Regions from separate parts of the Homo sapiens genome. Here region 2 is linked to region 1. The links are chromatin loops, found by intact Hi-C in ENCODE. Cell type or tissue: ascending aorta. All regions are shown on one strand. Each heading gives the region's core, and the rest is flanking DNA. Links, peaks and the distances in the headings are about the cores only. Region 1 overlaps SLC38A4-AS1 (SLC38A4 antisense RNA 1). Region 2 overlaps SLC38A4-AS1 (SLC38A4 antisense RNA 1).

Region 1 (16,614 bases), core at 3,712-11,711:
ATGTGCTTGAAAGATTCAGTCATGCAGAGTTGGAAAATCTGTTTGTATTGCAAACAGCAGTAGATAAGTTTGATGATGGTGGCCTTTTCCATGTGCCTTCTGTTAAGTATTCAACTGCCAACTATTCAGTGCCTTCAGTTAGCTGGACAATTGAAGCCAGTCCAGAGCAAAGATTACACTGAAGATGCTGCCTTCCTGTTTCACATGGTTGCCACTAAAGTTAGCCAACATTAAATGAAAGGAAAGAGAGACAGGCTGAGCACAGAGACCAGTAGATAAAAGAGAAGACTTGGCTTAAAAACTGTGACCAGGGACAAACTTTGGCTATTCTGACTTTCACATAGAAGCCAATAGATTAGAATCCTACTCAAAGATAGGGGTGACTGTGGTGTTTATTTGCAAAAAGAAGTGTGTACATAGATATTGGGAGGAGGGGTAGACATGGCAGAAGTGGATAATTTACCCTAGTAACCATTCTTGCTTTCTTTATCTAACAAAATGCACCCCCCACCCACCTAGTTTTAGCAGGATGCATGGTTACCTACCTAGTGACTATATTCTCTTAGCCTTCTTTGTGACTAGGGATTGCTCTGTGACTCAGTTATAGCCAGTAGTACATGAATGGGAGTTTTTTTTAAGTATTGGAACATCATTGGGTATTTATTCCACTTCCCTTTCTGCAACTGGCTGAGAAATAGCAAACAATTGGAGTTGCCTTGGGCCAAAGAGAGATGTTGCATATTGATGACAATACAGCCACTCCACGTCTGTGATACCACCCACTTCTGTATTGTTACATAAAGAAGCATAAATTTCTGTCTTATTTAAGCCACTCTATTTTTTGAGTGTCTTTGTTTCAGCAGCTTAACTGTAGTCTAATGAGCATATAGGCTTCTGCACACTCTCAGGTTCAATATAAGAAAAGATAAACAACTTTAAGTATTTGAAACGGAAAGATATTTTACAAAACTGGCCGACCAGGGGAGCTACCAACTCTGAGACCAGCAATGGAGCTATGCCAGGGTCAAGAACCTAATGCTGCTACTATTGTTGCCATGGCTTCTGAACACTGGGTCCTGGGACGTGGTGCTAGGAGCCTTACCCTGTTTGTCAGCAGAAATAGCCAAGAAGGGATAGGAAGGTGGTGTCTGCCTTCTATATCTTCATGCCACACTTGTGTGTATCCACCTTTTGGGACCCAAATTCCTTCCAGGACTCTAGCTGCAGGGAGATCTTGAAAATGTTGTTTTTGTCTTTGCAACCTCACCAGTGAGAATGAATGGAAATTGAGTGAACAAATCCATAGTTCCAGCACTCATCTCATCGTTAAATGGAGGTGGTATGTTACCCACTTCAAAGGGCTACTGGAAGAATTAGATGAGATTTAATAAATGGGAAGTACATATATATGTTTGGTACATATTAAAAATTAAAAAAATACAGATACTATATTATAATATCATTTAGTTACTTAAAATATCATGCCTGTTTGCCACATTCTTGTCTCTTTCACAAAAATGATTGGCTGGCTAGGGACTGTTAAGTTTGATAAGAATCGCTTTTTCTGTATAATAATATAAAAGTAGCAACATCTCTATTATTACAAAAACTACCACTTGAAGGTAAATTTTTTTTTTTTTGTGAATGCTAAATAAAGGAAGTGAGAGCCCTCCATGGTTTAACAATAGAGGAGTAAGACTAGAGAAAGCAGCAGGGGTGCAATCATTTTTACCATCTTCAAGAATCAGCATTCTGTTTTGGAACAATGGAAATCTATGGAAGGATATTAAGTTGGGGAGAGGCATTATCAGATTTGCCTTTCAGGAAGCTGTCTCTGGTGAAATGGAGAATACATTAGAGGAGGGATGGTTAGTGGGCAGTTGCAGTAATTTAGGCAAGCAATGGTGGTAGCTTAGACCACAGGAGCAGTGGCTCTGGGAGGGGAGACAAGCAGTTTGGGAGGTGTTCTCAGCAGAACTTGGTGATTGCTACCTCTGAATCCCGTCAAGGAAACTTTGGAGTAATAGAAAAATTTATGTTTCTCAATTAATATGTGCACAATGTCTGTAGGTGCCTTTGGATACTTATTACCTGGTATGAATGAAAAGCCTGATTCTGATTCATACAATTAAATGAGAATAAAGGAAGATGATGTCGTCATCTTTTGTTGGTTTACAACTATGAAGGAAGGAAATATTTTATAAAGTTTTCTATGAACTGGGACCAAAGTTATTTAATGTCTGAGTGTGAAAGGCTTTGAAAGCATAATTATGCTGCACTGTTAAGTGTTAGTGACCAAAGTGTTGATAAATTGCTTCATGTTAAATGACCAGACATTTTAATGATTTAGACATTTTACTCAGGCTACCCTCACAAGATACCTTGCACAGGGAGGCCCCATGTTAAAGTATAGAGAACGATCTGGCTGCATATACTGCAGATAATCTTCCTAGAGCCTCATTTCACCAATCTGTTTGGATCTTCAGTCAAGGGTAACAGCATTATGATAGTATTCTTATGGTTCCTTTTTTTTTTTGGAGATGGAGTCTCGCTCTGTCACCAGGCTGGAGTGCAGTGGTGTGATCTCGGCTCACTGCAACCTCCGCCTCCCGGGTTCAATCAATTTTCCTGCCTCGGCCTCCTGAGTAGCTGGGACTACAGGCGTGCGCCACTATGCTCAGCTAATTTTTGTATTTTTAGTAGAGACAGGGTTTCATCATGTTGGCCAGGATGGTCTTGATCTCTTGACCTCGTGATCCACCCGCCTTGGCCTCCCAAAGTGCTAGGATTACAGGTGTGAGCCACTGTGCCCGGCCTCTTACGGTTTCTTTTAAGTGGAGTGGATTATAAAGTGTGGCATACCCTGTTTTAAAATGGGTGATGTCTAAAGTAATTATAGGACATTGCAAAACTACAGGGATAGATATCAACTCAAGTGAAAAGAAGCTGTTCAGTTCCGTAGCAAAGAGTTCCTGTCATCTCTATCCCCACGTCACTGGTGGCGAATGTTGGCATTGCTGGTATCATTACAGGTAAAAGGTCAGTCACATTCCAACTTCCTTAGTCTTTAGTATTTCCTGTGCAGACTAAAAATATACTGGGAGAAAGTTGGCTGAGTTCAAAGGGTAGGAGAAATCTATTTCGTCCTGAGGAGCAGTGGCTGCACTTTTTTCAGTGTTTAATAGTGGAACATTAAAATAAATGAAATTATTTAAACAACTCCAGACTGTTTAATTCAATTAAAAAGCATTCATTGGATTTTTGCTTATGAAGATGTTCCTGATTCTTTTCTGCCTGCTCTGATAATCTAAGAGTTGATTTCCATCCTCCCAATCCTTCTTGAATCTAGCAAAAAAAGTACAATTAAGAATAAATCTGGGTCTTTGAAAGAGTATCTTTTTAGCTGTTACAATTTTTAGAAGGTTAATTGTTAAATATGTCATTTGTCTGTAAGTGTGGCTAGTAATTTTACCAATTTTATTTATTTACTATATATTTATTGAATGCCTACTACGTATAGGACTCTCTTGAGCAGTCAAAGTTTTTCAAGGACGTACTCTGCTGAGGACAAATTTTTCTAAATTCTCACAGTCCCTATTTTACATATAGGGAAACCGACTGTTCTCTAGTCAGGAAAAAATGAGTTACCCTTGGTGACAGAGGGATCACCTGATCAGAGATCCACGGATGAGCCAGATGAGTTGTTTCTCAATCTACCCCTCTTCATTAATTTTCATGTCATGTGTGATTACATGACTTAGAATAATGTAAAATAGCCACAACACATAAAATATTATTTTAAATAGGTATTCTTAAATAATTTTAAATAGGTATTCTTAAATAATTTGACAATAATCTTATGCTTTGCCAAGTCTTTAAAAAAATACAAGTTTAGATTAGATTCTTTAAAATAATATGCAAAGAAATAAGAGATATAATTTAAAAAGGCAAGCTTATTTCTAAAGATTTTCAACTTTTTGTGTGTTGTTATTAACAATGAATAGTTTATTAAAGTTTTTAAGGAATCTATTTCCAGCTTAAAATCATAGAAAAAACAAGTAGGAGAATTCAGGAGTGTGATTCAGAGTTGCTTAAAGAGCATGCTAAAAGTCAACTTTTTTATTCCTTAGACTTGATATTCACAACACATTTCCTTAAATGTCAGCATTTTAGTTCAATTTATTTTTTCCATTCATAGTTTATTTTTCTTTTCAATTGCAAAGTAATACATGTCCAGTCTCATGATATAAAAATGGATAATATAAAGTATGTAGAATAGAAAACACCATAATAGCAACCCCCCGTCTCCCCCATCTTTCTACCAATTCCACCTGGGAACTCTTTATTGTTTATAGTTTGGGGAGTACCTTTCCAAGGCTTTTGTCTGAATTTGCAAGTAATTCTATTTCTAAAATGCGACTGCATTTTGTGAAGAGAATACTGCATACCCTCATCCCACTTTCATGAGAAAGACCCTGCAGGTGAAATAAAGAGTGGAAGGTAAGAGCAAATTCATATTGGATTAAATAAAATCTCCTCAGGTCACTTTTGTTTCTGGGATTAGCTTTAGAGTATTCTCATTGTCTGCATTGTCTGCTATGGGCTGAATTGTGTCTCTCCAAAATTCATATGTTGAACCCCTAACCCACAATGAAACTGAATTTGGAGATAGAGCCTATAAAGTAATGATTAAGGTTAAATGAGGTTATAAAGGTGGGGTCCTGACATGAGTGCTTGAGCTCTCTCACGCTTTCTCTTACACAAAGGTCATGTGAGCACACAGCATAAAGGCAGCTGCCCACAAGCCAGGAAGAGAAGCATCATCAGAAACCGACCATACTGGCTTCCTGATCTCAGACTTTCAGCCTCCAGAATGGTGAGAAATAAATTTCTGTTGGTTAAGTCACCCAGTCTGTATTTTGTTATGGCAGCCCAAGGTGACAAATATTGTTTCTCCTTGATGGCTGTGCATTTGGAGGGAGCCTCTGTGAGCCCTGACTTTCCTCTAGGAGCAGGTTGGGTAGGAAAGTAACATCGACCAGCTGAGTGTAGTTCATACAGATGTGGACCAGACAGGGCGTGAAAGGTGGAAGGAGAGGACTGGTCCCAAAGGCCAAACACCAAGACTGAAAGGCAAGCTTAGGAGAAATCGACACTGTTAGGAGGAATTGACAAAGTAAATCTTATGACAAATTTCAAAATTAAAAAATTTAAAAACCCTAATAGAAATAAAACGTCTCATTTGGATAATGTTTTAAATCTTCTAAGTGCTTTTCTATCTGTCTTCTCATTGGATCCTCAGATTAACGTTTGAAGTTAGAGTTTATAATTATTATTTATCTAAGCTTGTCAGATGAAGAAACTAAGAGCCTAATAATTTAATTAAATGACTTGCGTAAGTTTTAACAGCTAATTTGCAACAGAGTAAATCTTATGAAAATTTCAAAATTAAAATATTGTCATAATAATGCAGAAAGTCTATTTTGGGAAGGCTGGCCAAAATTATAATGGAAATTTTTTTTATTTAAAGGGGCCCTTATTAATTTGCAAGGCTTTGCTATGGTTACCCACATGCTAAAAACTCCCACATGTCCATCCCCCTCTGACTTCGGTGAGCTCCAGGCTCATATACCCAGTGCTTATTTGAAGCTCCTCTTGTATTCCTCATAGGCATCATAAATGGAATGCAGAGTTAGCCAGGACTGAAGAACCCTCAAAAAAGGCTGTGGAAGAGTCCCCTTGCTATTGCACTTCCCCTGATTCTTCTGACCCCAACCCTGGGCATGGTCACCATGGCTCATAGACATGAGTCACTGAGTGTATAGGTGTGGATCTGAGGGATTTTGGATTGGTTTCCAAGCTTGTTTATAGATTTGACTTCATAATGGTGATTTGTGTTTATTTCAGTGCTTGAGTCAGGAGGTTTGCCTGACATCCTGAAGACCAAGGTCTTCTCTGTGGAGAACTATCTAGCACATGTGACAGCTCTGAGAGTGTTTTTAAGAACAGGTTGATGTGTATGCTCTGTATTAATTTTTTTTTATAGATTTGAGGGTGTGTAGTCATCCATGCTCTTTTTGATCTTTGGATCTTTTGCTGCATTCTTAGTTAAGTTTGTAATCTACATTAATGGCAACAGAAGGGTAAACTGACTAAGAGGGTTATTACACACTGGTTTGTATTGCCAAGGGAGGCAGCACAATCCATTTTCCTGACGGTTTTGGCACGATCCTTCCTGGCACCTCAGAGATGGGCAATGTGATGTTATATACACTCTTGTGCTTGGTTATTAATCTGGGTGTTTTGGATGAACATAAAGTAAAACATGCAGGGAACCATTAATGTATTGTATGGGGAGGTGAGGTGGTAAATCATATCTCAGCTTCTCATCCATAGTGATTCATTGGGAACATTTTTCCCCATGCTTGGTTCCATGAGCAAATGAATGAAATTTCAGTCTCATGAAGATTTCCACCCATGAGCAAAATTTTATTAATTTTTTGCCTGTTCCAAATTACAAATTAGCTTTATTATTCTTGTTACTATTCAAATAGAACACCATACAATACATTCAGTTTCTCTACTTGATCCAATTTCTTTGAAAATTTAACAAATATAATCAAATAGACTAAGCATAACAATTTTTATCAAATTCCACATGGTATTTATTTGGATTGGTGTGTGTTATTTGGTAGGTCTCTATTTACCTATTTTGGAGGAAACCATTATTTCTTCCTTTTATTTTTATATATGCAATGTCCAATTTCAGAGTCTCATTTGCCTGTGAATTGAGAGAGTTCAGTGGACTCATGGAAGACTTGGGTTCTGGCTTTCGACTGCTTTTTTGCTTCCATGCATCTCTGATATTCTTACTCCTAGTAAAGATATCCTAGTAAAGATAACCTCCCACTAAGAGTCAGCAAACAATCAGCAGAAAAGATTGAGTTTCTCCCTTTCCAAAGCCAGTTAGTCAGTCAACAAACAATTCCTAAGTGCCCACCAAGCATTGAGCTCACCCTGGAGACACTGAGGCAGACAATCGTGATTGTGCAGAATCAGTTGGAACGAGGTTATCTGGATGGTGGTAAGGGAGACAGAATGAGAGGAAACAGAGGATTTGCACATAATTGATATTTTCAGTTAGATGAAAAAAATACATTTGAAGTTTGGGATTCAGCATCCCAAATCTAGAATAAGGGACCAGGAAGGCCCCTGCGTGCTTTATGAAGATCACTGATAGATTGTTACCGTGGGGCCCATGGGAGTATCAGCAGGAGGGCAAGCCACACAAAAATAGAAAAGAGAAAAAATGTCCCCAAAGTATGTATATAATTGCAGTTTTACACTTAAAAAATTTTTTCTATATATGCAAAGAAGGTATGTTTTAAAAAAGATTGATGATTGTTAGAGCCAGAAGTGACTTTAGGAATGCTTGGATTTAGGAATTTTCTAACTTTGGTGTACATCAGAATATCTTGGGAGTTTGTAAAAATAAATACCAATGCACAGATCCTAACCTGATGGCCAAGATCTGCTTTCCTAGGTAACTCTAAAATATACTGAGGTTTGAAAACCACTTATTAGTCCAGTTTTTATTTTACAGAGAAGAAAACTGGCATCCAGAGGGGTTAATATACTCACCCACGGTCATATCAATTCCCTTCCTAGTTTAATCTCTATTGGCTGTGTGCCCAGACAAGAAAAAAATGCATCCACTTTGGGAATTGTCCAGAGATAATTTTTTTTCCTGTCTTATGATAGAAAAGAAAGGAAATGTACAAGCAATTTGGGAAAAAATTACTACATATGTATTTGTGAGTATAGTTGCTAGACATATAGATATATATTGCAATCAGGTAGCATAGATTCAAGTTGCCCTGAATATACACTCCCCTTAGATATCTTTTATGGCTATAAAATTTTATGATAGATGAAACTATTAATAGATATTTTCTATTTTCTCATTTTTGCCTACAATTAAGAAAAAGATATTTATTTTTCGAACTATCCACGCCAGGGATTATACGGTGTTAGGCATAGTTAACTGAATTTCATCATCACCCCTAATATAGGTAAGTATGCCAGGCTTATTGTTTTAGATGAGGAAACAAAGAGAAGTGTCATACTTATCACATTAAAATATTAATAAATTTATTAGAATTATAATGGAAATGGAAAGTTCCTGACACTCTTGTTAGTGCTGGGCCTACAACCTCAGTTTTCATAAAAGATCTAGAGTTCAAGGTACCAAATTTTATCAAAATAAGTTTGGGTTTAAGTTCACCAACTCGCCTGTGGCCTACTCGTCCTTTCTGGCAATGATTAACACTAGTGTTTAATGCACGTTTTAAAGTGTGTTCTTTAAACTCTTTTACCAAACAGAACTTCCTTTTTATGTAATGAGTCAGCTCTCCGGGTATTTGTAGCCCGGGGAATTGCCTCTCCAGTGGTGGAGATACGGAGCCCAGCTGCCAGGGTAAACAGCCACTTCCTAATATAATTGCTCAGAAATGCTGGAGGAGAAAATGTAAGAAAAGAAATTGCTCTGTCTTGTAAACAGTCAACTGTGTTTTACAATAGCGTACCAGCACTCCAAATCATTCATCAACTTGAGTAACATGGCTGGATTTCACTGTTAGGTTTACTTGGTAGTCACATTAATCCTTCTCTTCTACATAATGTGCCAGATTTCTTTGATGACAAACAGTACACCAAGGGTCTAAATATGGTTTTAGGAGCAAGCTTTTAACCAGACTCAAACTTATCTCAGAGGCCATTTTCGCTTTCTCTCTTCTTGAGTGGGGCCAGAGCTCAAGTTTGACTCAGGACCATTTAGGGACTTTTTTCTTTATTTTAATTTTTCTAATGATATCATTACAAATTATTTTTTAAAATAGCAGTTAATTAAGATGGGAACTAAGCCAGAATCACATAATCATGGCCTGCAAAGAAGCTCCTAGGTTCATACATCAGTGATTTGAATTGTTCTGTTCCTCTCCGCAGGAGCAATGGTGCTGTTACCACTGTATGTGTGCTTTCTGTGCACACAAGAATGTTAAGCGTTCATCCAGAATTCATATTTATTTATTTATTTTTTCTTTTTTGAGACGGAGTCTGGCTCTGTCGCCCAGGCTGGAGTGCCATGGCTTGATCTTGGCTCACTGCAACCTCCACCTCCTGGGTTCCAGCGATCCTCTTGCCTCAAACTCCCGAGTAGCTGGGACTATAGGCATGAGGCACCATGCCTAGCTAAGTTTTGTATTTTTAGTAGAGACAAGGCTTCACCATGTTGGCCAGGCTTGTCTTGAACTCCTGACCTCAGGGGATCTGCCCGACTCGGCCTTCCAAAGTGCTGAGATTACAGACGTGAGCCACTGTGCCCAGCCCAGAATTCATATTTAGAGAAAAACTTTCGGAGGTGATTTCAACTGATCATTGATCAGTCTTCCCACAGTTGTATACTGTTAAGTGAGCTTTATGTGTATGTGAGTTGGCGGTATCTTCATTTAATTTGCTGGATATTGATATTTTTAACTTGTTAGCAGCTGTTAAAAAATTCAAAATGTGCACATACAATATGTTGAATACAAATATCCTTCTTTCTTTTATTTTCCAGCCATCTTATTCCTTTCCCAATCACTGTTACTCGTTTCTTATATATACTTATAGGGGTATGTTGCATATTTACAATCATATGCATATATAAGGATATGTGTATATATTTTTTAATACAGGTGATCGCATACTCTATACACTGTTCTGAACCATACTATTTTCCCCTTAACCATGTCTTGGAGATCTTCCCATCTCAATATTTAATAATATTGTCTTAATCTTCCACCATGGGACATTTAGTTATGTTTAATCTTTTGCTATTACAAAGATGCATTTTCATCTGTGGGAATATATTTATGGGATAAATACCCAGAAGTCAATTTCTGGTTCCAACAATATGTGTACTTTAAATTTTAGTGATTATTGTCAAATTGCAAAAGGTTACAATAATTCATATTCCCACCAGCAAAGCAAGAATGTGCCTGTTTCTATAAATACTTGCCAACACAATTTGTTAAATATTTTGATCTGCTTAAATTTACATCTTTTTTATTATGAATAGTATAGTGCCTATTTATAATCTAAGTCATTTGTTTTTTCCTTTTCTGTGGGTATTCCAATCCTTTGCCTTTAATTTTTTTTATTGATTTATAGTAGCTCTTTATTCAGGGAATAAATTAGTCCTTAGTTTGTCATGTAAAGTACAATTTCTTTTGATCTTACCTATGATGTTTTGAGGTATACAGAAACTTTTATTTTTTATGTAGTCAAATGCATTTAATATTTGATATTATAGCTTCTGAATTTTATGGAAAAATTTAGAAAGGCCTTTTCCACTTTTTTGAGGTTATGAAAAAATTCTTCAATCTTTTCCCCTCCTGGTACTCTTATAGCTTTATTTTTCCATTTTAAATCTTGGTGTTACAGGAAAGGGGTCCCGATCCAGACCCCAAGAGAGGGTTCTTGGATCTCACACAAGAAAAAATTCAGGACGATTCCACAGTGCAAAGCAAAAGCAAGTTTATTAAGAAATTAAAGGAATAAAAGAATGGCTACTCCATAGACAGAGCAGCCCTGAGGGTGCTGGTTGTCCATTTTTTTGGTTATTTCTTGATGATATGCTAAACAAGGGGTGGATTATTCATGCCTCCCTTTTTAGACCATATAGGGTAACTTTCTGACATTGGCATGGCATTTGTGAACTGTCATGGCACTCGTGGGAGTGTAAGCAGTGAGGATGACCAGAGGTCACTCTCGTGGCCATCTTGGTTTTGGTGAGTTTTGGCCAGCTTCTTTATTGCAACCTGTTTTATCAGCAAGATCTTTATGATCTGTATCTTATGCTGACCTCTTAGCTCATTCTGTGACTTAGAAAGCCTTAATTTGATGCAGCCCAATAGGTTTCAGTCTTATTTTACCCAGCTCCTATTCAAGATGGAGTTGCTCTGGCTCACATGTCTCTGACATTGGTGTAGCTGGAATTTTGGGGGTATGTAGAGTGAGGTAGGGATCCAGCATTTCCCACCAGATGGTTGTGAGGACCTTCAGCATGTCTACTGAGCTCTATATTTAGGTCAGCCCTGGGCTAGGCAGGGTGTGGCTGGAGAGCAGGTGTAACCCTGCCTTGTAGAGCTACACTGGATTCTGGAGGGCACATTCCATTGCCCGTGTGTCTGCAATAAAGGCACTGGGGGGCTCTGCAGAGATGTTAGGGGACTTATGGGAAGAGGAGAATATTGACTTATTGGAACAGAGTGGGGGTGAGTGGCTATGAGCATGGTGGTATAAATGGAGCAGTCAAGCATTTCAGATAAAGAAAAATAAGAACCTGCTTTTGCCATTGGGAATGAAATTAATGTCAATATTTTGTATCCCTGTTACCTCACTACACAGTGATAGAGGGCATTTAAAAATTTGATTTAGGACAACTCTGAACAGGTTTTTGAGGGTTTATGTTTATCTAACTTCAAATAAATCTAGTAATACTAACATCATCTTATGCACCTATAAATACAAGATTGGGAACTTCCAACAAATGCATAAGGCTCAAATGAGGGTGGTGCCAAAAGGCTACAACTTTGCTTTAGATTTTATACATTTGAAGGTCCAATAAGTCCCATAAAATGGCTATGTTTTTGTATTTTTCTTTTAGTCTGTGCTGGATGTTTGTTTCTTTCAGCTTTAAGTGTTCACAGGAGGGATGAAGTAAGATTCTTATTACTGAAGTCCTGATGTGTTAAACAGCCCAATTAGAGTAAGAGATTCTCCAGTCATTTCCAGGACATTTGCTGACTGGTGTCACTAGAAGTTCATGGGCTCCACCTTCAACTGGATCCTCTGTGCTGCCCCATAATCCGGCTTTCCTGGTCCGCTCCCTCCTCTGTTCTCACCTGACTGGAGTACGTATCTATCAACATTTTGCTTTTCCATTCCTGCGGTGCCCTGTGATGGAGAGAAGTTTTGGCTTTCTGATTTTTGGAAAACTAGGAACAGGCTTCTGAGGGTTTATGCTCATCCAAATGTAAATACAACCTTGTTTATTTTTTTTTTAATGGAGGCAATTCCACACATTCCCTACCCTCTCTTCATTCACAGCACAAGCTCTCCTTCTGTGTCTTAGAGAAAAAAGAGGCCATCAGAGAGGAGCTCTGGCAACATCTTGCTATAGAGCCTTGTAGTTTGTCTCTGCATTTACCTTTTCTCCCTTTCCCCCTCATTAAACAAGAGAGCATTCCTTCCTTTATCCAAGGCCAATCACCCCACCTCTTACCTGGATTTTGTCACCTCTCATCTTCTCAAGAACCCTGCTCCTTTAACTATCCTCTCTCAGTATATCAACTTTTACATCAGTATATAGTCACCCTCAGAATGTCCTATCTTACAAGTAAATAAATAAGCAGAAACATTGCCTTGACTGTGTCTTCTTCCCTCTGATTCATAGCCAAACTTCCTGAGAGTTGTCTATATTTACCTCTCCTTTACTCTCAGTCCTCAGTGTTCTATAAGTTCACTGAAATGATTCTTGCCAACATCTTTAACAAATTTTCAGTCTTTATTCTTCTTGAAGTTTGGGCCTTTTCACAACTGGGACCTCTCCCTCCTTCTTGATGTGCTCCTTTTCCTTCCCAAGACTCCTCTCTGGCAGCTCCTCTGGTGTCTCTGAGACTCTTCCTCCTGTGCCCATCTTCCAACACCAGGCTTCTTCGGGTTCCCTCCGAGCTTCTCATTTCTCCTGACATTATGTGAGCCAGCCTATGTCCAGTGCTTCAAGAACAACCCATCTGTGGTTAAGATCCTTGAATTTAGAGCCAGCCACATTTGGATTTTACTCTCAATTCCTACTCTTACATGTTTTGTTATCTGGACAAGTCACTTAACCCTTATAGTCTTAGTTTTCTCATCTTTAAAATGGGCACAACAATTCCTACTTCACAAGGCTGTAGTTGGGGGTAGATTTTATTAAATCAAATAAATTTTATAAAATCACTTCATTTATCCATTCAACAAACACATTGGAGTCTATATTATATTACAGGTACAGGTACTTTTTTTTTTTTACTGTGACATACAATAAATAATACAATTTATAATGCCACCTAGGACACACATACACAAGCAAATTTTCATTAAGAAATTCCTGGCTAGGTGTGATGGCTCATGCCTGTAAACCCAGCACTTTGGGAGGCTGAGGTGGATGGATCACCTGAGGTCAGGAGTTCGAGACTAGCCTGGCCAACTTGGCAAAACCCCATCTCTACTAAAAATACAAAAATTAGCAAGGTATGGTGGTGGGTACCTGTAATCCCAGCTACTCGGGTGGCTGAGGCAGGAGAATCACTTGAATCCGGAAGCTGGAGGTTGCAGTGATCAGAGATCATGCCACTGCACTCTTCAGCCTGGGTGACAGAGTGAGACTCTGTCTAAAAAAAAAAAAAGTGCTGAGCAAAGAGGGAAAAGCCCCTTATAAAACCATCAGATCTTGTGCAAACTCACTCACTATCATGAGAACAGCAGCATGGGGGTAACTGCCCCCATGATTCAATTACCTCCCACCAAGTCCCTCCCATGACACATGGGGATTAGGGGAATTATAATTCAAGATGGGGTTTGGGTGAGGACACAGCTGAACCATATCATTGGGCCTGATTAATCACCTTATTGCTGAATATTCCACCTGAGAGCTCTGTGGGCATTTCAAACTCAGCTTATCCTGTATTGAACATTCAAAGGTTGTTCCTCTTCTGTGCTTCCTATTTCAGTGAGTGGCACTACCATTTAACCTGATGTTCATTTTCCACTCCTTTCTCTCCCTCATTCTACCTTCCTATCAATTGCAAAGTCCTGTCATTGTCATTGTCCCTTCTAGATATCTGTAGAATATGTCCACTGGTCTACATCCTTGTAGGATATCTGTTTAATTCATAGACTCATAGTGGTTTCTTTGCTTAGTCTATTTTTTTTTACGCTGCAGCCAGAGTTATTCTAAAACATAAATACATCCAAACCACTCTTTGGCTTGAATCTAACCATGTTTCAGGTAGTTCTCAGATTAAAGTAAAAACTTTTTTAACAAGAACTTGCAAAACCCCTTTTTACCAGACTTTGTGCCATACGCAAACCTATTTTCTGCAACTTGAGAATGCCTTGCTCTCTATTCTTCAGTTATCTGCAAATAGTATTTCTTCTGCATAGGATTTTCTTTACTCCATCCTCCCAACCTTTTGGATGACTTCCTTGATCCGTAGCTTAAGCATCACTTCTTCCAAGAAGCCTTCCTGACTCCCTGGGCCATGTTTGATTTTCCATCCGGTTGCTCTCAGTGCACTCTGAACTCTTCCCATGGTAACATTTATTATGCCATACCATAATTACCTATTTACAAATATGCACAAAGATAGGAATCAGTTTACCATGTTCATTTGTGCATCCCCAACTTCTAACACAAATCCTGTCATCAAGCAGATGCCCAATTAATATTTGCTGGATGAATTAAAGAGAAATAACTTGGATTCAGGTATTAATGATAATTGATTATTATTAGCTATTGGTTCATATGAATAGTTGGTGTTCGTTGAGCATGCTTAACATTTTATTCTATCTCTTTCATCCTTAAAACAACCAATTAAAGACCGGCAGTATTATCCTCACATTACAAATTAAAATCTGAAGCCCCTGAAAGTTTAGAATAACTTGCCCAAAGTTATGTAACTGCTAAACAACAAAATCAAAATAACCTGGGGCTACCTAAGTGAAACACTCATTCTTTTAATTTCTATACCAGGTATGATGAACTTTCTGGATCTCTTTGTTCTCATAGAGCCTTCACAGAAGGTGGGTAACCAGAGAGGGATGTTGCTTAAGTCAGAGTCATCCTGAGCTGAGCCGTTATCTGTTCACCTATAAGGCCAGCTTCCATTTGCTGGGCCTGAAATGGAGCTCAAGACTTCAATATTTTCTTCAGTTTGTTTGGATGTATGTCAAAAAGCTTTTCTGAGAGTAAGCCTCCTAGTAGGTGCTGACCGAATGCTCCAGCAGTGGGCTCCTGTGTACCAAAGGGACATTGATTGATGGTGTCCACAGAGAGAGGGACACGAGGAGTCTGGAAATTGAGGTGTTGATCATGCTTTGTCAGGAGGCATTTTGCATTCTCTTTGTGATTACTAATCCATTTGGGGAGTGGCCTTGTTTTTCATAATATTTCAGGAACTACCACAGTGAATTGTGATCCTGGGATTTACATTATCATTGTAGCTCAGTGGAAATTCTGATAGACTATTGTTTCAGGACATTTTGGGGATTCATAGTCTAGTGATTTGATGTGACTTTAGGGATTTTGATTATGCCATTTTGGCCTGTGCCAGTCATCTTTATGATGGGTTGAACAGTTAAATAGAATGTCTTCCTCTTGTAAAACTCCAGACATATGCCAGATTTCATCTCATGTATTCTTCACTGCATCCGTCTTGGGCAAGAGAGTGGCAATTGTTCATTCTTTTACAGTGAGAAGGACAATGGGGGCCAGAGAGGTTAATTGGCTTACCTCATTGGGACATCCAGATTACAGTAGCTCAACATCATGAGTTTATGTTTCTGAATCAGACTATTTCATCTTACTGGAAGTGAAATGCACACTTTATATTTAAGGGTCCACAATTCTTCCATATATTTGCATTCATTCATTCATTCATTCAATGACTATGGAGAAACTACTCTATGCCAGGTACTGAGGATAGAGCAGGAAATAAGACAGACAAGCTGTTAAGGAACTGATATTCTTATTGAACAGAGGGAACAGAAAACATCACGTAAACATATTTAAATTTTTCATTTCAAATAGTAATGTTCTATAGATAAAATAAAAACAGAATAACAGGATAGAAGGTACCTGGGATAGATGAAGAAACAATCACCAAAAAGCTTCCATTAGTTGGTATCATATGAGCTAACAGCAAAAGGATGAAAAAAGCCAACCTTGAAAAATCTAGAGGAGACCATTTCAGACAGAGAGAACAGCAAGGGCAAAGGCCCTGAGGGTAGAATGAGACTAGCATGGTCAAGGGCCAAAGAATAGAAATGCCAGATCTTACAGACCATGGTTCAGAGGGATACCTTAGAGGATTTTTAAGCAGAGAAGTGATGGGGAGTTCATCTTTGTTATGACAAGATCTCTTCGATTGCCATGCAGAGGTGGACTGAAGGAGGCAAAGTATGAAACAGAATAGGAAGAGATTATTGCAGTGGTTCAATGGAAGATCATTTTTTATTTTTAGTACTTAATTATGTGTCAGACATTGTAAGTGCTTTCCACACGTTTCTTATTTAATGCTCACAAAATTCTACAATGTAATTATCTTCATTTTTTTAGATAAAGAAATAGAAGGTTCAGAAGTTTAAATATCTCATACAAGGCCACTTAATCTAAGTGGCAGAACCAGGATTTAATTTCAAAGTCTGTACTGTTAAATGTTCTTTTCTAGCCCTGGCATATCTTAATTGTCTGCTGGGCCATTCCCCATGGATGTCCCTAAGACACTTTCAACCTATTATATCCAAAATCAA
Region 2 (13,356 bases), core at 1,059-9,058, 130 kb after region 1:
GGTTCTTTTTGAGTTCAGCATGCTTGGAATTTGTTGAGCATCTCAGAAGCGTAGATTTATATTTCCCATAAAATGTGGGCAGTGTTCTACCATTATTTCTTCAAATAAGCTATCTCCTTTTCTCTCTTTCTTTGTGTCTCTTCATCTTGCTCTCTTTGTTTTGCTCCTCTGAGACTCTGAAAATATGTATGTTAGTCTGCTTGATAGTGCACCACAGCCCCCCTTATACTTTGTTTACTTTTATTCATTATTTTTTCTTACTGCTCCTGGGATTGGGCACTTTCAATTGCCCTATCTTTAAGTTCACTTGTTCTTCTGCCTGCTCCAATTTGCTGTTGAAACCATCTAGTGAAATTTTCACTTCAGCCATTGTATTTTTTAAGTATCAAAAATTTTGTTTGGCTACTTTTTGTAATTTCTACCTCTTTGTTCGTAGTCCCTGCTTGTTTATACATCATTCTCCTGATTTTCTGTAGTTCTTTGTTCCTGGTTCACTCAGTTTTTTGATTACATTTAAGAGAGTTAATTTGAAGTCTTTGTCTAGTATACCCAATGTCTGGGCTTCCTTAGGGATAGTTTCTGTCAACTTCTTTCACTTTTGAGTGAATGGGCCAAACTTTCCAGTTTGTTTGTATGCTTTACAATATTAAATTGAGAACTGGACATTTTCACTATTGTAACATGCAACTCTGGAAATCAAATTCACCTCCTCCTTGGGGATTGCTGTTATTGCTTGGTGAGGGATGGATGCTGTTGTTATTTGTTTAGAAAATTTTGCCTGCATTTTTTCCTGAACTATATTCCTTGTGATGTGTAGTCATTGAGTTCTCTGTTCCATTTTCTTGTGATCAGCCATTATTCTGATAGAAATTTCCTTAAATTCCTAGATTCAGTAGGAAAAGAAAAAAGAAAAAGAAAAACCCTGAGTAATTTCTCGTTAAATTATTTTGGGAAGAGGGAATTCAGGATGGCTAACTAGAGGCATCCAGCACTTACCTCGTCCACAAGGAATAACCAAAATAGCAAGCAGATAATCACACTTCCAAGAAAGCATCTAAGAGAGAACACTGGAATTCAACAGAGAAATTACAGGAAACACCCAAGGCATGGACGGAGAAGGAAGCAAAGTAGCCCAGCTCAGCCTTTGATCAGCTGGGATCCCAGAGTCACTCACCAGTGTGGGGAATGGATAAATGAGAGATACCCAGTGGTCTACATTTCCACCATGGACTCCTGCAACCCTAGCCATTGGAGAGCTCCTCAAGCATTGCTGACCTTGGGACTAGCAGAGAGAGCTGCATAGATATCACATAATAACATTGCTCCAGAGAGGGAGTTCACACTGTGCTCCAGACCATCTTCTGAGTCCTAGCAGCTGCAGCACAATGCCACTTTGAGAGCCTAGTCCCCACTTGCCTGCATTCTGCCTTGGGGCCCAGCAGCCCCTGCATCTACACATCCTTGAAGCCACACTGACATCCTCCTTTGTCTACCTGGAGGTCTGCAGCAGTGTAACACTGGTTGGACTCAGGGGAGCAGTAGGGTTCCCAGCACTCTAGCACACATAATGTATTGTGTCCTGGAAAATGCGTGGTGCAATGCATTGGGAAAGCTCTCCTTGGGACAAACATGCACTTATCAGAGCCCAAAATCCACTTGCCTGGGGCTATTGCCACTGACAGGAACCCAGTCCTCACCAACAATAGAGCTTCAGTGCCCTTGCACATGCTCTGAGGAAAAGCTCTCTCAGCCTACAACTGCTGACACTGCTGCTGCTGGGGGCAAAGGTGTGCACAACTGGCAGCAACCCCTTTACCCCCAGCAGCAGGGATGCTGCACACTGGCACGCACACTGAGGGCTGCTCTCCCTGCAGCTACCATTGCCACCATCAAGGCTACCATTATTGGGGGCTGAAGCATGCCCTCCCCAGAGCCTGACTGCTGCTTGCCTGTGGCTGCTGCCACTGGTAGCAACCCTGTTTCCCCAGCAGCAAGGCCATAGTGCACTTGCCTGTGCCCTGAGGTGGGGTCTCCTTGTTCACTGCAGCTGTTGCTACTGCCACCCAAGCATTCCACTGGGGAACCTCGAAATAAGACCATCTTGCCTACCACAGCCTGTGCATGTGTGCACCACTAGGGGACCCAAGGATGGGTCTATCTGGTCTGGCACTCCCCCTGTTCCTCAGTGACTAAACACAATTTCCAGGAATCTGGATATTGCTCCCGCCATCCACCATTGTTGGCATCTGTGCACTTCTCCTGGGAGCTTGAGGATGGCTCCACTTAGGCTACTGCTACCATTATAGCCGGTATCCATCTACATCTACCACCTGGAGGTCTTAGTACTGACACACTTAGCCTGTCAAAGCAATTCTAACACAAGCCTGTGCCCATTGGTTGTCCTACCACTGCTACAGCCATCACTCACATCACACATGCTGCCCAGGGGCCAAAAGACCCACCTACCTGCCCAGCTATTGTTGCCACTACCAGCACCTGAGCAGCCACCTGGAGGCCCACGAATTGGCTTACTTGGACCCAGTAACATTGGTGCTTGTGTACGCCACCGAGAGGCCCAAGGACAGGCATGCTTAGCATGCTGCCACCACCACTTGGACTCAAGGACAAGTTCACCTGGAGTCCTTATGCCAACAAAACTGCACTACGGACTACACTGACAACCATAGCCTGTGCCACTGAGGAAGTCACAGACACTACTGATGCTGTCTAGAGCCAAAGAAATCATACAACGACCAAACTACTGCGTATACTCAGAATCAAAGCTAAAGTGTCCTACCCAACCAAAACCATAGATACATCTTCAAAAAAACATCATTCCCTAAAAAAGCAAATTCAAAAAATCAGAAGAAGCAACTGTTACACTGGATGGCAGATACTAACATAAGAGCACAAGAAATATGAAAAAGCAAGGGCATATGACACTCCCAAGGCAGAACGTTGGATACCCTTTGCAACTTTGGGCTTGTGTCTCATCCATGATAGATGGTAGCTGATGTAGATGACCTGGCAGTAAAGGACCCTCTTCCCTATACTCAGCATGTTGAGTAGAGCAGCAAGTACTAGAAACAATTCATCATGTTGTCTCTTGTGGGAACCAAGGAACTGTTCATGGCCAGAGGTGGTGAGCCTGGCAGACTTTAGCCACCCGACTTGCCTCAAGCTCTATCTGGTTACCCCAAATATTGAAGAGACTAATTATGACCAATATAATCCATTGTTAGACTGCCAGAGAGCTCAGAATACTCTTTGTGAGCCTCTGAGTTTGTCTATAAATGCTATAAAGGTTTTGTTTTGTTTTGTTTTAAAGCTAAACATTATATGAGTATATATGATCTCACCTCATGGATAAGTAACCCAAAAGCCTGTAAAGAGCAGATTTTGGATCCAGATTTGTTTGACTTTAAAACCCTCATTTGTCACCTCTTTCTTGTGTTGCCTCTATTTTTATGAGAAGAGGTATCAAGTGATCAAGCAGGACTTCTTTGAGGAGTAGTATAGGGTTCATGCTGAGTTTTGAAGGCCTAGCAGAATTCGGAGAAGCAGAGAACAGGGGAGCGTGCATCTCATGTAAGGAAAACAGCAGATGTTTCCATAGACACTGAAATGGTTTTCTAAAAACAAATTTGGGGAGAACAGTGAAGATTGTGTGTAATCGTTCTCCATTTGAGTGGTTGTCTTTAGCTGATGTCTTATGACTTTTTTAAAAGTATGATTTTAAATTTTTGTGGGTACATAGTAGGTGTATATATTTATGGGATACATGAAATGTTTAGATACAGGCATGCAATGTGTAATAATCACATGATGGAAAATGAGGTATCTATCACCTCAAGCATTTATCCTTTGTGTTACAGGCAATCTAATTATAGTCTTTTAGTTATTTTAAAATGTACAATTAAATTATTATTGACTGTAGTCATCCTATTGTGCTATCAAACACTAGGGCATATTAATTCATTCTATTTTTGTACCCCATAACCATCCCCACCTTCCCAGCCTCTGGTAACCATCACTCTACTCTCTATCTCCATGGGTTCAACTGCTTTGATTTTCAGATCACACAAATAAGTGAGAACATGTGATGTTTGTCTTTCTGTGCCTGGCTTATTTCACTTAACAGTTGCATCCAAGTTGCAGATGACTTAATCTCATTCTTTTTTATGCCTAAATAGTACTCCATTGTGTATAAGTATCACATTTTCTTTATCCATTCATCTGTTGATGGCCAATTAGATTGCTTCCAAATCTTGGCTATGGTGAACACAGCCACAACAAACATGAGAATGCAGATATCCTTTTGATATACTGATTTCTTTCTTTTGGGTATGTAACTAGCAATGAAATTGCCGGATCATATGGTAGCTCTATTTTTAACTTTTAGTTTTTGAAGAACCCCCAAACTGTTCTCCATAGTGATTGCACTAATTTTCATTTCCACCAACAGTGTATGAGGATTCCTTTTTCTGCACTTCCTTGTCAGCATTTGTTATTGCCTGTCTTTTGCATAAAACCCATTATAACTAAGGTGAGATGATATCTCATTGTAGTTTTGATTTGCATTTCTCTGATGATCAGTGATGTTGAGCACCTCTTCCTATGTCTGTTTGCCATTTGTATGTCTACTTTTGAGAAATATCTATACAAATCTTTTGTCCATTTTTTAATTGGATTATTAGAATTTTTCCTATAGAGTTGTCTGAGCTCCTGATATATTCTGGTTATTAATCTTTTGTCAGATGGGTGGTTTGGAAATATTTTCTCCCATTCTGTGGGTTATCTCTTCACTTTGTGGATTATTTCCTTTGCTGTGCAGAAGCTTTTTATGCCATCCAATTTGTCCATTTTTGCTTTGGTTGCCTGTGGTTGTGGCATATTACTCAAGAAATCTTTGTCCAGACCAATGGCCTGGAGATTTTTCCCAATGTTTTCTTGTAGTAGTTTTATAGTTTGAGGTCTAAGATTTAATTCTTTAATCCATTTTGGTCGATTTTTGTATATGGTGAGAGATAAAAGTCTAGTTTCATTCTTCTGCATATGGATATCCAATTTTCCCAGTATCATTTATTGAAGAGACTGTCTTTTCTGCAGTGTGTGTTCCTGGCACATTTCTTGAAAATCTCATCACATTTTTTTTTCTCACCAAATTGATAAATCTGTTCCTTAAAGCAGAAAGTCCAAACAATGGAAGGAAAGTGCCCTGAGCAGAGTCAGACGACTAGATTCTTGGGCTGGCTGTGTGATCTTGGGCAATTTATACAACTTCTCTATTAAGGTATACCTTTGACACTCAAATTCAGTTCATCTGCTTCTCAGAGTAATGGACACCAAACAGCCCTAAAAATCCTTTTGTGGACTGACTGCTGGGGCTATTCATTGTATTGATTATAGTACATCAGCCTTGGATGTGTAAAATAAATTAAGCCAATCAGGGCTACAAATGACAGAAGTATAATTTTCTAAAAGTTATTCCATTATTTCAAAATCCTTACAAATAATCCTCCTCTTTTAAGTAGTTCATTAATTATTAAAAATAATGTTGGCTGGGCGCAGTGGCTCACATCTGTAATCCTAGTACTTTGGGAGGCCGAGGCAGGTGGATCACAAGGTCAGGAGATCGAGACCATCCTGGCTAACACGGTGAAACCCCGTCTCTACTAAAAAATTAGCCGGGCGTAGTGGCGGGTGCCTATAGTCCCAGCTACTCGGGAGGCTGAGGCAGGAGAATGGCGTGAACCTGGGAGTTGGAGCTGGCAGTGAGCTGGGGTCATGCCACTGCACTCTAGCCTGGGCAACAGAGTGAGACTCTGTCTCAAAAATAAAAAATAAAAAATAATAATGTTGGTGCACTTAGCCATTGAAGGGTCTATTACTAAAACCATTGTTTGTTTTAGAAACACCATTCTTAATCATTCAGGATATAAAATTTTATCTCAGAATTCTCTTGATGTGTACTTTTATGTAGTCTCCTAAGTGGGCTCCTCCTTACCAAGAATAGAGGCTTCTCGGATGGGGCAGTTTGAATAAATGACCGCTCTGAGAGTGTCTCCTTTTTTTGTTGTTTTTGCCCTCTGTCTCTAAAGATGGCAACTCTGACTGGCCAAAGAGGCTTTATTAGCAATAGGTTAAGGTACTGCAGTGAAAAGGCATGTAATTGCTGGAAGGCCTAAGCTTTGGGAAAGTTTCTGGCCACAGGAGGAAGTTCTGCTCCTTTTATTGCCTGTTTTAGGAGAATTGTTATGATCAGTGCAATGAATAGTTTTGGTTGTAGTAGAAAGCCAGGAAAAGTGTGTTCTAAATTAGAATCAGATGACTAAGGGTGAGTGAGTACACATTTTTAACCCACTTTCTTCATTGAGATGGAGCAGATTATACATATGTGTTTTGGGAAATCAAAATAATTTTTAGAAATTGATCAAACCTCAGTATTTAAACAAGATCACATGACAGTTGTTGCTTAGAGAGCAAGAATGTAGCTAATTCTTGATTCCCTCAGAAATGAGTAGCTGCCTTTCTGGTTTCTGTGGATTATTCCTGCTATTGAATTCTCCCTGCCATCTCCTTATACTTGGGCTTTTGGGCCCTTTACTTGCTTATAACCTCCTCTACCAAAAAGGACTGGCAGCCAGGGCTGGGGAAAGGCAGGACAACAACCCCCAGTTAGAGATTTGGTTTCTAATGTTCAGTTCTGGCAAAAGTTCTGTGGTAAAGGAGACAATGCTTGTAGCCATAAAATGTGGTTTGGGGGCTGTCCATGTTGTCCTTCCTTCTCCTTCCTCCTTACCACACATAATCAGGAATTGGCTGTCTAGCAACTCTCCTACGCTCTAGGAAAAAGCAGTCTGAAGGTGGGTGGGGAGGAGGAACAGGACTGCTTTCCCCACTTTCTTGATGTAGATTCTATTCTTAAGTGTGCAGCGTTCTCTCCACTGAGCTATTATCAGAGGACCTGCAGTTTTCCTCTTCCATAATTGCAATGCAAACAACTGCAGGGAGAACACACTGAGATTTGGAGAGCTGTTGTTGTTTCATTGTAAAATGGTAGCTGTCTTAGGAGATGGGACCACAGTTTCCTGTACTAGCTTGTGGCTGAACTTTGGCTCCTTAGTTGTGAGTTATCACTTTATCTCTAACCAGAGGTGTTTTTCTATTCTCATTTTTGCCTATGAGAACTTCTTTTTTTAAAAATAGAAATTCATCTTCATGTCTATGGGTACATTTAAGTGACTTAGGGGTTTGTGAGTAGATTGGTCATTGAGTCACAACTTTGCAGATTGTCTTTAAATATAGTGATAATGTTGATGATGACAACCATAATGATAAAGGTAAATTAAATCTACAATCCAAGCTAACCTCTTTGGAGCCTCCCATTCACTGGAAGTTATTGAGCCTGAGCGGGAAGAGCATTGTTGGAGAGACTGTAGTGTATGGGGCCAGACAGCCTGCTTTGGCCACTAGCCATCTCTATGGCCTTGGACAAGTTATTTAACCTTACTAAACATCAATATTCTGGTTTGATAAATAGAGATAATAATAGTGAGGATATTTACAGTGGACATTTGCCATTCTTTTTGGTTGTCCAGTGTGTGGAGTCTCCCTCCTGTGACTCAGGAATGCGTTCACTATATAATGTCAGCTACTTGCTCTCCCAGCCTCCCTTGTAATTATGGTGTGGGCACCTGCCCCAGAGCTGCAGTTAACAAATGACTTCTCACAGTGGATGGTGGTAGAAGAACCAAGTTCAGGAGCAGCAGTGGTGGCAGGGATGGTAGTCCCAGTGGTTAGCACTACAGGATGCACTAGCCAATTCCCAGAGTAGCAGTGGTCACCTCACCAAAATGGTTCAATTGTGTGATTTTTAAGCGGTACTCCAGCCTGTAGAGCCTCAAAAGGGTTCTCCAGCCCTTCCATAATCCTATAAGCTGCCTGATATCCTCCTTAAATCAGCCCAAATTGGTTTCTATAGCTTGCACTGTAAGTCCCAATTGGTACAGTATCTCAGTGAGGTGAATATTAAATGAGATAATACAAGGAAAGTGTTTGGCACGGGGGCATAACACCTAGTAGATGCTCAAGGAATACTATGTTAATAATAGTAATAGTATTAATAGTAAGAGCAACCAGAGATTAGACTGAAAAGAGACCTAAGGTGTTGTCAGCTTTGTAGGAAGAGAGTTTAAAGGTTAACTGCTGGATGGAATCTATCAATGTAATTTTGGTTATCATAGAATTAACTAGACTTAGCCCAGCTTCCTTTTTTATTGATAAAGAAGGTTCAGGGGCATTGGGTAAATTACTCAGTGCCAATAGCTAGTGAATGACAAAGCCAAGCTGGAGGCTTTTGTACTGTCTGTTCTCTACTCCACTGCTCCATGCTATTTAAATTTAAAAACTTAACAAACACATGTGTATGCATGGATTAAGATCTGTGAGGAACTAAGAAAGAACTATGGTTGGTACCTGGAATTGTTCAACGCCATCTCTCCTGATCATCATTGAACCTGGTGAAGCAGAACACGCACATGCCCAATTAGAGAACAGAGTGAAAAAGCACAGTGCGTGCTGGGCCCTGTGGCTAAAAACCACAGACAGGACAGTCACTATGGCTAAAGTCAGGGAAGATCTCATGGGAAGGTGAGAATTGAAGCTGATGTGTGAAGTGACTTTTACCACCTAAATAAGGTGAGGTTTATTTTTTTTTTTTAAAAAGTGTTAGGGCAAAGCCAAAGTTAGACATTTACTGTGGGTTTACTTGTTTGTTTTTGAGAGGGCATCAGGGTAGAACTTTTAAAAATACCATGGAAATTATAGGATATAAATTATAATGTGTAAATTTTAAAAAGTCTTAAAATCTCTGCTGAAAACAGAGGGCTGTTTTGTTGGTTCTTAACCATCTTTGGAAATTTAAGCCATACTCAACATGTTTAAAAGATTAATAAAAATATATTTATGGCATTTTTATATCATTTGGTGGCATTTGTGTTTTGTTTCGTTTCGTTTTGTTTTGTTTTCGAGATAGAGTCTTGCTCTGTCACCCAGGCTGGAGTGCAGTGGCGCAATCTCAGCTAACTGCAGCCTCCGCCTCCTGGATTCAAGCGATTCTCCTGCCTCAGCTTCCTGAGTAGCTGGGATTACAGATGCCCGCCACCACATCTGGCTAATTTTTGTATTTTTAGTAGAGATGGGGATTTCTTCATGTTGGCCAGGATAGTCTCGAACTCCTGGCCTCAAGTGATCCACCTGCCTCAGCCTCCCAAAGTGCTGGGATTACAGGCATAAGCCACCACACCCAGACTCATTTGGTGTTTTTAAAGCACATTTATGGGCATGATCTTTGATCACAGAGACAACAATGAGAGTTGGGTAGAAATGTTTTAAATTTAAAGAGGGGAAAACTGAAGCTCGGAAGGCCTAAATGGCGTGTTTACATCATAAAGTTGGTTTATTTAACAAAATTAAGTTCAGATTTCTTGACTTTGGGTCTAAAATTCTATTTGCTAAGAAACAAAAAGTCCTTGTGTCAAAAAGCAACTTTAGAAACATTGCATATTTTCATAATAGCCTCCAACTTTAGTTTGCTTGGATATGCTTCTCTCAGTATCTGAAAGCTGCTTTACCAGTGAATATAAAGGAATTTCTACACCATTGCCAATTCCAGATTGTCTAAATTGTGTTCGTAAACTGCATCTATTGGGTTTCTGATTGCTGAGGACTCCAGGCTGTAGCGACGTCATGAACCGATCTTACAGGACTCAAGATGCTTGCAGATCCTGACAGTTCCTTCTGGAATAGACTGCCAAAGGTAGTCGAAGATTTTTGTTTTGTTGTTTTTTTTTTTTTTAAAGCTAGATAATCCCACATTTAGAATTTTTCTCAAGGGAGAACGTCGATGTATTCCAGTCTGTCAAAAGGTAAAGAAAGTTATTTTCTTCTTACTAGCTAAAGAAGATAATGAAAAGAGGAATCTGAAATTTGAAATCTCCAATCCATAGGTAGATGAAAAGAGGAATCTGAAATTTGAATCTCCAATCCATAGGTAGATGAAAAGAGGAATCTGAAATTTGAAATCTCCAATCCATAGGTAGAAAGTGCCAAAAATCACACTTCTGGGTTGTTTTGATTTATTTGTCCTAAGAAATTATCCTTCCTCCCCTCCCCTCCCCTTTCCTTCCTTCCTTCCTTCCTTCCTTCCTTCCTTCCATCTTCCTCCTTTTCTTTCTTTCTCTCTCTCTTTCACAAATAAGACTCTCCTTAGCTGGAAACTATATCCTGCTATGAAATTGTGTGTTCATCCAGTTTTCATTTTACTTGAATTTTCAGCAGCATTGAACACTATAGCCCCACTTCCGTAATCTACACCTTTTTGAAACACTATTTTCTTCTGGCTTTCAGCCTCTACTGGTCTTTCAACTAAATTTTCTCTCTGTTCTTCCTTAATTCCCTTTCAGACTCATGCTACTCTATATGACCATTAAATATCAGAATTCCCAAAAACCCATTCCTGGGCCCTGTCCTCTTCTTGCTCTATACTTCTTCCTCAGGCAAACTCTATGATCAGGATTGAATTCCTGCCCACATGGCCATGACTTGGAAATGTGTATCTCCAGTCCATGTCTTTCCTTTGAATACCAGGTCAAGCATGTCCTCATGTATCCACTTGGTCATCTCAAAAACATCTTAAATTCAACATGAACAAAACAAATTCACCATGTTCCCTCTACTAACCCTGACCAACACTCACTATTCCCAAATCTCAGTGAACATAACGGCATCCTGCAGTTGTGGCAACTTGGGCATCATTCTCTCTCAAATCCTGTATCCAATCCATCAGCAGCTGTGATATTTCCCATATTTCCCATCCACTTCTCTCCATTTGTGCTGTCACCACTGGTCCTGACTTCCATCGCTTTTCACCTGGATGGTTGCTGGAGCCTCCTCACAGCTCTGCCTACATCTTTTCAGCATTCTTCCACCATCACAGATAAACAGTGTAGTTCAAGTTGTGATGATATTGACATAAACAGCCTCCAATATACTAAATCCAGGCACCTAGTAAATATTTGTTGGCTGTTGTTTTTTTTCCTGTAAGGTGGGATGCTTATGGCCTGGGATCTGAAACAGGAAAAGATCATCATATGATCATTACCTCTAACTTCAGTCTCTTTCTTCCCCTCCTTCAAACCTCAGAGCAAAGGCCAGAGAAATCACGTTTTTGCAACAATATCAGGGACAAAATAAGCTGAAAGAAACAATGTTGAGAACAGGCTGAAATAATCAGTGATACATAATTTCAATCTTAGCTCAAAAGATTGGGGGAGGAGGAGAAGAACAATTATAGGAGTTTTCATCAAAAGGTACAAATACAAAGAAAGACACATACAATTATGGGTGTACTTATGCACACCAATAATACACACACACATACACACGCATACCCTGTACCCAGTGCTTTATCCATGCTGGTACATAGTAAATGAATGTTGAACAAATGAATGAAACAAAGCCAGCTCCTTATCAGGTTTGGATAAAATATTGGCTGCTTGTTTTTGTAGGTCACCAGAAAATGAACCGAAAACAAAATAAATTTACTAGTTAAGATGCATTCTTAAATAATTCTTTTTCAAAATTATTCTAAAAAATATTTATCCCCCAAAGTTCTTAGAGCTGAATAAGACTACATGTCTTTAATTCTTTTTTTTTTTTTTTTGAGATGGAGTCTTGCTCTGTCGTCACCCAGGCCGGAGTGCAGTGGCTCAGTGGCTAGATCTCAGCTCACTGCAAGATCCACCTCCTGGGTTCACGCCATTCTCCTGCCTCAGCCTCCCGAGTAGCTGGGACTACAGGTGCCTGCAACCATGCCTGGCTAATTTTTTGTATTTTTAGTAGAGACGGGGTTTCACCGTGTTAGCCAGGATGGTCTCAATCTCCTGACCTCGTGATCCACCCACCTTGGCCTCCCAACGTGCTGGAATTACAGGCGTGAGCCACCACGCCTGGCCCTTTCATTCTTTTACTTGACTCTATCCCATATTTATACCCTCTCTAATATTTCAGTTGTGATCCTCAGAGGTAAGTATCCCATTTTCCCACTTTATAGACTAGGAAACTGAGGCGTATGCAAAAGTAACTTCAGAAAAAGGTACATAATTGCACAACAGAATTTCCCTTAAAGTATGATCTTCCAATACTAGTAATGTGCCCTTGAATCAATAATTTTTTAAAAAATACACAGTAAACATTGAATTTTCTTAAGAGTTCAATTCTTCCTAAATTCATCTATAGATTCAATATATTCCAAATCAAACTGTCAGCATGCTAGTTTTTAGAAATTCAGAAGCTAATTATAAAATATATATGAAAATGCAAATTACTGAATAAATTTAAAAAGAAGAACAAAGTTGGTGGTCTTATGTTACCCAATTTCAAGACTTTATATAGTGTTAAATAATCAAGACTGTATGGTAGTAGTGGAAGGGTAGATATATAGATGCATGGAACAGAAAAACCCAGAAATAGACTCTTATATTTATGATCAGTTGATTTTTTACAAAGATGGAAATTTGATGGGGAAAAGAAAGTTTTCAACAAGTGATGGTGGAGCAACTGGATGTTTGTAAGGAAACAATGAATCTTGATTCTTACCTCAGATACAAAATGAATGTTGTCATTCATTCAAGAGATAATGAGTGTGCCAGGTGAGAGGGGGTCTTGTTGGATAATCTCCAACAAGTCTGCCCACTGGGAGGAATGCACATGGGGGTGGAACCTTGGGAAGTTTGTGCCATTTGCAGTGGGGAAGAGCCCGGCCCCTCCTCTTCCTGTGTGGAACCTGGGACTCAAGCTGCGTGTGGCAAGTACTCTAGCAGGGACTCTGGCCTTGCGAGAGTCCCTGTTTGCCCCTTTTCTTCCTTTTCACCTAATAAAACCCTGTCCTACTCATCATTCAAATTGTCTGTGAGCCTGAATTTTCATGGCCATGGGACAAAGAAGCTCATCTTTAGCTGAACTAAGGAAAGGTCCTGCAAAAGGATTTCCTATGTACCAGCAAAAATGGATGGTAAATGTAAATTTAAGAACCAAAATGATAAAAATTCTAGAGGAAAACATAGGAGAAAATTTCTATGTTCTTGAAGAAGGCAAAGAGTTCTTAAATGCCCAAATAATGAACCATTAAAGAAACAATGATAAAATGGACTTTGTCAAAATTAAAATCTTTTGCTCTTCAAAAGACACCTTTAGAAAAATAAAAAGGCAAGCCATGGAATTGGAGAAAATTGTTGCAATGTTACGTGTTAGTTATCTATTGCTCTATAAAAAATTACCCACAAAACTTAGAAA

What was found. Hi-C counts contacts between places; a loop is a spot of excess contacts. Peaks named below come from ENCODE experiments on the same cell type or tissue, not always from the same donor. Only the 100,000 strongest peaks of a DNase experiment are listed, where the experiment ranks them.
Region 2: it touches region 1 in a loop (1.9-fold over the local background); 2 of 110 quality-filtered maps call a loop at or near these places.

What each region holds. Positions count from the first base shown.
Region 1 is chr12:46,465,387-46,482,000 of GRCh38, forward strand. SLC38A4-AS1 (SLC38A4 antisense RNA 1) reads left to right here. Exons shown (of 4, transcript NR_125380.1): 3 at 4,767-4,876. The region is part of intron 1 of LOC124902923 (a long non-coding RNA gene); the gene reads right to left. Among named protein-coding and RNA genes, the nearest start is that of SLC38A4-AS1, 90 kb to the left of the region's middle. RefSeq lists a silencer at 5,072-5,121 and an enhancer at 8,437-8,636. In ascending aorta, for the core only: no CTCF peak of the experiment used is centred there; a DNase peak (open chromatin) is centred at 8,455; H3K4me3 peaks cover 1,094 bases; H3K27ac peaks cover 2,173 bases.
Region 2 is chr12:46,602,339-46,615,694 of GRCh38, forward strand. The region is part of intron 3 of SLC38A4-AS1 (SLC38A4 antisense RNA 1); the gene reads left to right. Among named protein-coding and RNA genes, the nearest start is that of SLC38A4, 220 kb to the right of the region's middle. RefSeq lists an enhancer at 1,871-2,390. In ascending aorta, for the core only: no CTCF peak of the experiment used is centred there; no DNase peak of the experiment used is centred there; H3K27ac peaks cover 3,524 bases.